Linked DNA regions of Homo sapiens: region 2 is linked to region 1. Evidence: chromatin contacts called from ENCODE Hi-C or POLR2A ChIA-PET data. All regions are on one chromosome and are shown on one strand. The core of a region is the stretch at or near the end of the contact, and the rest is flanking DNA. Distances in the headings are between cores, read along the strand shown. Region 1 overlaps KIAA1217. Region 2 overlaps KIAA1217.

Region 1 (3,519 bases), core at 524-3,023:
AGTAGACACAGTCATAAATCTTTGATAAGAAACGAAAATGCTGAACTATTTATATCTGAGTTTCCCATATTGGATCTTACTTGAATAATGATCCATCTTTTCCTCATCTGACAAGCAGTTACCAGCATTTCTTTAAGGGTTAGAGAAAGATATATTAATTAAAAGTTGTAAGATGATGTTCTTGGAATGCTCACTCCTGGATTATGCTGGAAATAACTAAGAGATGCTATAATTATTTTAAGAGACTTAAGATATAAGTTCTCTATTAACAAATAGTGTCCCACCTAACACAAAATACTCAGTCATTTTTCATTCTCAGAAGAGGAGGTCTTAGCCTCACTGACCATATTTCTCCTTACTTCAATGCCCAATACTATGTTGGTTTTAGGTCAGCCCAGAAGAGAGACATTTCTAGTATTTCCAGAGAAAAGCATCTGGTTTTGAAATATAGTGAGAGGGGCCGCCTCCAGAATAGTAGTTTACAGAGTGGGAGAATGCAAGGTATTCCACAGTAGAAAATATTGTCATTTTAAATTCTCCAATTCCCAGACTTTCAGGCAGGGTATGTGTGATTTGACACCCTGGCAATGTGGACAGTGACCGAATTGCACTTGCCTTTCAGGTCCTAGAGTTTCAGACCCCTGACTCCTTTCCTGTCCCTGTAGGAGACATCAGAAGTCTCTGAAGTATGCAGAAGACTAAATGGAGATCTTAAAGTTTCCACGTTCCTTTCTAAATCCTAATTAAATGAAAACTTTTCTAAGGAAAAAGCTTGCTCTGAAGCAGTTGGTTGAAGTGTACAGTGGAGCAGAACCATGTTCTGTTAAGGAAACAGATCCACTGACTACGCTGGTGTTTACTAAATGCATACACGGTGGTCTATTTCCTCCTCAGTGTGAACGTAGCTAACTGCCATTAACTTGCCTAATGAAAGTAGCATCCACACACATCAAACACATGCCCCTCAATGGACAGACAGGGAAGGTGCCAGTTGTTCAATCCCTGTCTTGATGATCATAAAGAAACTGGAGTCTGTAAACCACTACCTGTTGAAAGAATTAGATGTCTGGGTAGGCAATCACATCGATAATTTAAACTGTGAGAAGCTAGTAGGGGAAAAGAGTGAAATGTACATGAAATGGGACAGAACTGCCTGAACCAAGCAGGCAAATGTAGAGCCCCAAGGTGGCCAGTCCACTCCACGTGGAAAGGAACTATTTCTTTTTTTTTTTTTTTTTTTTTTTTTTGAGACGGAGTCTCGCTCTGTCACCCAGGCTGGAGTGCAGTGGCGCTATCTCGGCTCACTGCAAGCTCCGCCTCCCAGGTTCATGCCATTCGCCTCAGCCTCCCCAGTAGCTGGGACTACAGGCGCCTGCCACCACGCCCGGCTATTTTTTCTATTTTTATTAGAGACGGTGTTTCCCCGTCTTAGCCAGGATGGTCTCCATCTCCTGACCTCGTGATCCGCCCGCCTTGGCCTCCCAAAGTGCTGGGATTCCAGGCGTGAGCCACCGCACCCGGCCAGGAACTATTTCAAAGACGTCGGTCGGAGACCTTCATGCCAGGACACCAGCAAGCTGGCAAAACAGATCTTGCAAAGGGTTTCTGCACTCTATCTGTGAGCTTCATTAATAGGCACTCAGGACTGAGAACCTTCATGTCAGCTGTGACAAGTGAATAGTCAGTAGAGAGAAGCTATTAATTTAAGACACCGTTGATAATGCAGTCTACCTTAAGAACAGGCAACAAGGGGCTTCAGATGCTGAAGCACAGACACAAGACATCCTGGAACTCCAAGTCCAAAGGGGAATGCTCAGGGCAGATATCAACAATGAAACCTTTTAAGCTGAGTCACTCTCAGCCTGACGGCTGCCAAGCCCAACAGCCATCCCTGGTTACAAGCTAGAGGAAAAGTCCCTGAGCATATCTGTTGTTTCCTGTGTGTAAAGATGCTAAATGCCAGGTGCTTTCCTCTAGAGTGGAAGGGCCGGGGCGGGGCAGTGCCTGCAGAGGCAGCAAGGTCAAGAGAGTTCATTTGGTTATTGCCATTAAAAAAGACTTCCCAGCCAGGCGCGGTGGCTCACGCCTGTAATCCCAGCACTTTGGGAGGCCGACGCTGGCAGATCACTTGAGGTCAGGAGTTCAAGACCAGGCTGGCCAATGTGGTGAAATCCTGTCTCTACTAAAAACAAAAACAAACAAAACAAACAACAACAACAACAAAATTAGCCGGGCATGGTGGCACATGCCTATAATCCCAGCTACTCGGGAGGCTGAGGCAAAATAACTGCTTGAACCCAGGAGGCAGAGGTTGCAGCCAGCCAAGATTACGCCACTGTACTCCTGGCTGGGCGACAGAGGGAGAGTCTGTCTCAGAAACAAAACAAAACAAAAACAAAAAACAACTTCCCGAGCATGCATTTTGGGTGCATCTTGAAGTGCAGCTTGTAGCATGTAGAAATTGGCCTTCTGGTTCACAGAGTGCTGCAAGTGAAGTACTAGATGTCTGCGTATTTCCAGATATACTCAGATCATATTTCAGGCCACCTTTCTTCTTTTTTTTTTCTAATCCAGGATGCGCTCAGGATTCCCTCTCCACTCACCATGAAGAACTTCAAGTAGCGGCCACACTTTGCAGTGCCTCTCACTCAGGCTGCGATATCCTAAGCGTTTACCTTCATTCCGTGGAAACTCTTGAAACAGCCCATGTCAATCATGACTCAGCAGTTTTTCCTTACCATGAAAACAGCAGAGCAATGGGTTTCTCCATTTTTAGAGTTAATGCATTAGCTATAAATGTAATTCCATAGTAGATATGAAGTGCAACAAAAAAAAGTCTGGGACAAATTCTGCCACTTTTCAGAGGGTAACAGGAGATGGTTGACTCAAGATGGAATGTAAGAACCCTCATGGCCTCCCTACCCTTCTCTTTAACCTCTTCATGGTTGTGCAGAATAAACCTCTAATACTTCTGATGAGTGAGGCAAATGGCCTTCCTGTAAAGGCAGAACCCCAAGAATTTTCAAGAAAGTTTGTGTGGCCAGCCTGAGGTTCCAGGGAAGAGGAATGGGTATTTGGAATAGAGAAATACAGTGGTTAATTCTGAGCTCCAAGTTATTGGTCCAAATTGGTCTACTTCAATTCCTTGGTCAGTCTTTTGGAGTTTTCCATCAGTTAAACAATGTCCACGGTAAACTGCCATGACCACTTAACCTCAACTGCAAACTACATCCACTTAATCCTCTGGGGTCCCTTTTTATTCATAATAAATCCAGAAAAATCTTGTATTGTGTTTTATTTCCTCAATCATATCTCCTTTAATTCTCCAACAAGCCTTTCCTGATTAGAAAAGCCAGAAAACTCATCCAAATATCTCTGTTGAAGAGCTGGACAAAGTTTTCAAGTATTATTGAATTTTTAATCCACTAAACAAAAATCCTCCAATGTTGTTCCATTTTATTTCAGGGTCTAGTTTCTCTATGCAACTGCAAGGGTAGGGGCCACCTATTTATTTTTATT
Region 2 (3,638 bases), core at 1,065-3,564, 51 kb before region 1:
GCAAAACCCCAACTCCACTAAAATACAAAAATTAGCCGGGTGTGGTGGTGCACACCTGGTGGTCCCAGCTACTTGGGAGGCTGAGGCACAAGAATCGCTTGAATGCAGGAGGCGGAGGTTGCAGTGAGCTGAGATCACACCACTGCACTTCAGCCTGGTGACAGAGCAAGACTCTGCCTCCAAAAAAAAAAAAAAAAAAAAGGGCCAACAAAACCCAAAATACCAAATGTCCTTTGACAGATGAATGAATAAACAAAATGTATAGACATACAAAGAAATATTATTATTATTATTTTTTGAGACGGAGTCTCGCTCTGTCCCCCAGGCTGGAGTGCAGTGGCACGATCTCGGCTCACTGCAAGCTCCGCCTCCTGGGTTCATGCCATTCTCCTGCCTCAGCCTCCCAAGTAGCTGGGACTGCAGGTGCCCGCCACCATGCCCAGCAAATATTTTTGTATTTTGTTTTTTAGTAGAGACAGTGTTTCACTGTGTTAGCCAGGATGGTCTCGATCTCCGGACCTGGTGATCCGCCCACACCTCGGCCTCCCAAAGTGCTGGGATTACAGGTGTGAGCCACGGTGCCCGGCCAGAATATTATTAAGCCTTAAAAAGGAAATTCTGACACATGCTGCCACATACGTGAACCTTGAGGACATTGTGCTAAGTGAAATAAACCAGTCACATAGAAAAACCCAAACACTTTCAGTAGGTTTATGATTTTACCTAAACGAGTTGTCTAGAATAGTCAAGCTCACAGAGACAGAAAGTAGAATGGTGGTTGCCAGGGGCTGGGAGGATGGCGGGGATGGAGAGCTGTTGTTGAATGGATAGAGTTTCAGTTTTACAAGATGAAAAAGTTCTGAAGATTGGTTGCATAACAATGTGAATATACTTAACACCACGGAACTGTACGCTTTAAAATGGTTAAGATGGTAATTTTACGTTATGTGTATTTTACTACAATTTAAAAAATCGTAAAGTTGCCGATAGTCAAATGAATAAAATGAGAAAGGGGGAAAAAAGCGACCCCCCCACCCAAAAAAAATCACCAACTCCTAGCCTAGGTTTCTCTACAAAGTATCTAACTATATAAGGAAAGTTCAAATGGCAAATTATTCTAAGCTTCTTATTTGTGTTGCAGAGGCAATTCCTTGCCTGTATATTTAGTCACAGTTAAGTCTTATCTTAACAACTCTCTCCAAAGGGGACTGGATCTGCACTCAATCAAGTCGGACTGAAGATCTTAGGTTCATTCATTTATTCTAATGGTCCCGTTAGTGTTTCCATAATGTTTTGATTCCTTGAGATCTTAAACCATGCCCTTACCTCAAATGTTGGGCTATGTATGGATACCCTTTGGATAGGCTCACAGCAGTAGGCTGCAATTTCTTTCTGTTACCCTTTTTATTTGGAATGACTCCTATGCGTAGATAAATATTGCCGTATTCCTACGAAGTGGGCAGCTCTGTGCTCCATGCGGAGGGGAACTCAAGCCAAGCACTACAGCTGTCCCTAAGTGCCATCTGCCATGATCTGCCGTGGCTTCTACCACCCCCTTTTTTGTGTGTGTTAGGAGGAAAATGAAGTTCATTTTCAATGCTAACTGTCAGTGAAGAAATCACTATGCTTGGTGTCTTGAATTAGTTGGATTGAAAAAAGCTTTTTCATATCTGAAGCCAAAGAACAGACTATATACCCCTTTTGTCACACACCCATGTTGCTTCTCTGACTGGGGTGTGGAACTAACGAGTGCCTATGCCTCTTTGTTCAATTGAACAGAAGCAACCAAATTGCCCATTCAGTTGATGATGGATTAGCCACCTGGATGGTTGATATTGGATTCTCTGAGATAGTCTGCAGAGTTGATTCTGAGATAAGAACAGTTCTTAATTGTATCAACTAACTGAATCCACAGTCTGTTTTAATTCAAGATCCAAGACACATTCCTACCATTAAACATATGGAAGACAGATAGAAAGAAATCTCATTTATTTTCTCGCCATATAAATAGGAAGGTCTCTCCCTTGAACAATAACATGTACAAATAAGGAGATTTTTGAGCAGGGGCTATTCCCTGACCATGTTTAAGCACAGATCTGTTTAAAATTAAAAGTTACATTCCTGTTATTAAAAGCTCATCCTCTTTTAGAAAATACCCAATCAGTTCAGGAGGGAAAAAAATCCTTCACTGTGCACATTATTAACTCATGGAAGGCTTTAGGTTTCCACATTCCCCAATAATAAGGTCAGAACTGACTCTTGGACTCTACCCCAAAACCTCAACTTCCTGCTCTGCAAGAAGATTTACCTCAGAGAAGGAATAGGTCTCAACTGTTGCCAAAGCAAAGACATTTATACGAAATCAGTCAGATCAGGGCAACTGGTAACTCTATTCGATGTGCCACATTCTAAAAGACAAAGCGCAAGAAATACGAACAGTTTTCTGTCTGATTGTCTACAAATGTGTGTGTGAGTAGGTACAGTAGATTTATTGAACGCTGTCCCAGAAGTGAGATTTCCAGATAAGACATTTAAAAATATCCTTCTAGATGCTATTTTTAACATTATCTTATTTATTTAAAATTTTGTTTATATTCAATCTTGTTAAGCTTATTATAAGGGCAAAATTAATTCTTTTTGGATGATACAATGTCATCGTGAACACTAATTCTGGTGTTAATAGAGAAAATGGAAACAAAGAGGCCTCTTCATTAAGCAGTTTCAAAACAGTGAACTGAGCAACCAATTTTGCAAATCTTCCCCCTGCATGGCCCATAACTAAAAATATAGTCACTCAAACATCGTAGAATTGGAGACGGAAAAACAGCTCAATGGAATGAAACATAGAGTTCAGAAACAGACCCAAACACAGGCAGAAATTTGGATCTCACAAAGTGGCATTTCAAATCAACAAGGGAAAAGATTAATTATTCAGTTCGTGGTAGTGGTACTGTTGACTAGCCACTTGGCAAAAGAAAGAAAGCTAGATCTCTATCAAACTCCTTGCCTCAAAATAAACTGTAGAAGGATCAAATATTACAACGTAAGGAAGCTAAACTCTAAGAGCACTAGTATAGAACACAAACAATGCTTAATATGTAATATTAGGACAGGGAAGTTCTTTCTAAAAATACAATTCCAGAGGCAGAAATATGAGAGGAAAGATTTCTGAGGTTGATTGCATGAAAATTTTAAATTTCTATGGGAAAAATACATGCAAACTTTAACAACTGGAGAAATATTTGCATAAAGTGTGAAAGTTAATTCCTTAATTTATGAAGTGGTCTAAAAATACCCCCCAAAAACCTCATCATCCAATTAAAAATGGGTAAAAACACAAACTGGAGCTTCGCACAAACACAAAATTGACTAACTAATATAGGAAAATATACTCTAACGTCAATGATTATAAAAATGTAAATCAAAACAATGAGCTTTTTTTACTCATTGGGTTAGCAAAACTTTTAAAAAGTTAATATACAGGATAGCAACTATCAACTAGCATTCTTATATGTTGCAGAATATTATATATATCCAAATAGGTCTAACATTTCTGGTAAGATTTGTAAACATTTTGAACAATCAATTCTACCTTTAGAAAGTTATCCTGTGGAAAAAAATACCCAGATATATGAACA

The links. A loop is a pair of places that touch in the nucleus more often than their neighbours do. ChIA-PET counts read pairs that join two places held with the same protein, here RNA polymerase II (POLR2A). Pooled maps may share reads with other maps.
Region 2: a loop to region 1 is called in a map of PC-9, with 10 times the contacts of the local background. The contact joins two enhancer-like sites. A Hi-C loop is called at or near these places in 9 of 168 maps with a recorded cell type or tissue (PC-3, PC-9, Right ventricle myocardium inferior and 6 more) and 5 of 50 pooled maps. POLR2A ChIA-PET finds 5 or more read pairs at or near these places in 4 of 52 experiments (GM12878, H1, MCF 10A and 1 more).

What each region holds. Positions count from the first base shown.
Region 1 is chr10:24,291,916-24,295,434 of GRCh38, reverse strand. The region is part of intron 2 of KIAA1217; the gene reads right to left. Among named protein-coding and RNA genes, the nearest start is that of MIR603, 18 kb to the right of the region's middle. RefSeq lists an enhancer at 1,864-3,063. Within about 2 kb of position 1,773, at least 14 of the 41 ENCODE cell types and tissues checked have a DNase peak (open chromatin) inside an H3K27ac peak, as active enhancers do; they include PC-3 and PC-9, where a contact is called at or near this core.
Region 2 is chr10:24,343,132-24,346,769 of GRCh38, reverse strand. All of the region lies in intron 2 of KIAA1217, which reads right to left. Among named protein-coding and RNA genes, the nearest start is that of MIR603, 69 kb to the right of the region's middle. Within about 2 kb of position 2,314, at least 5 of the 41 ENCODE cell types and tissues checked have a DNase peak (open chromatin) inside an H3K27ac peak, as active enhancers do; they include PC-3 and PC-9, where a contact is called at or near this core.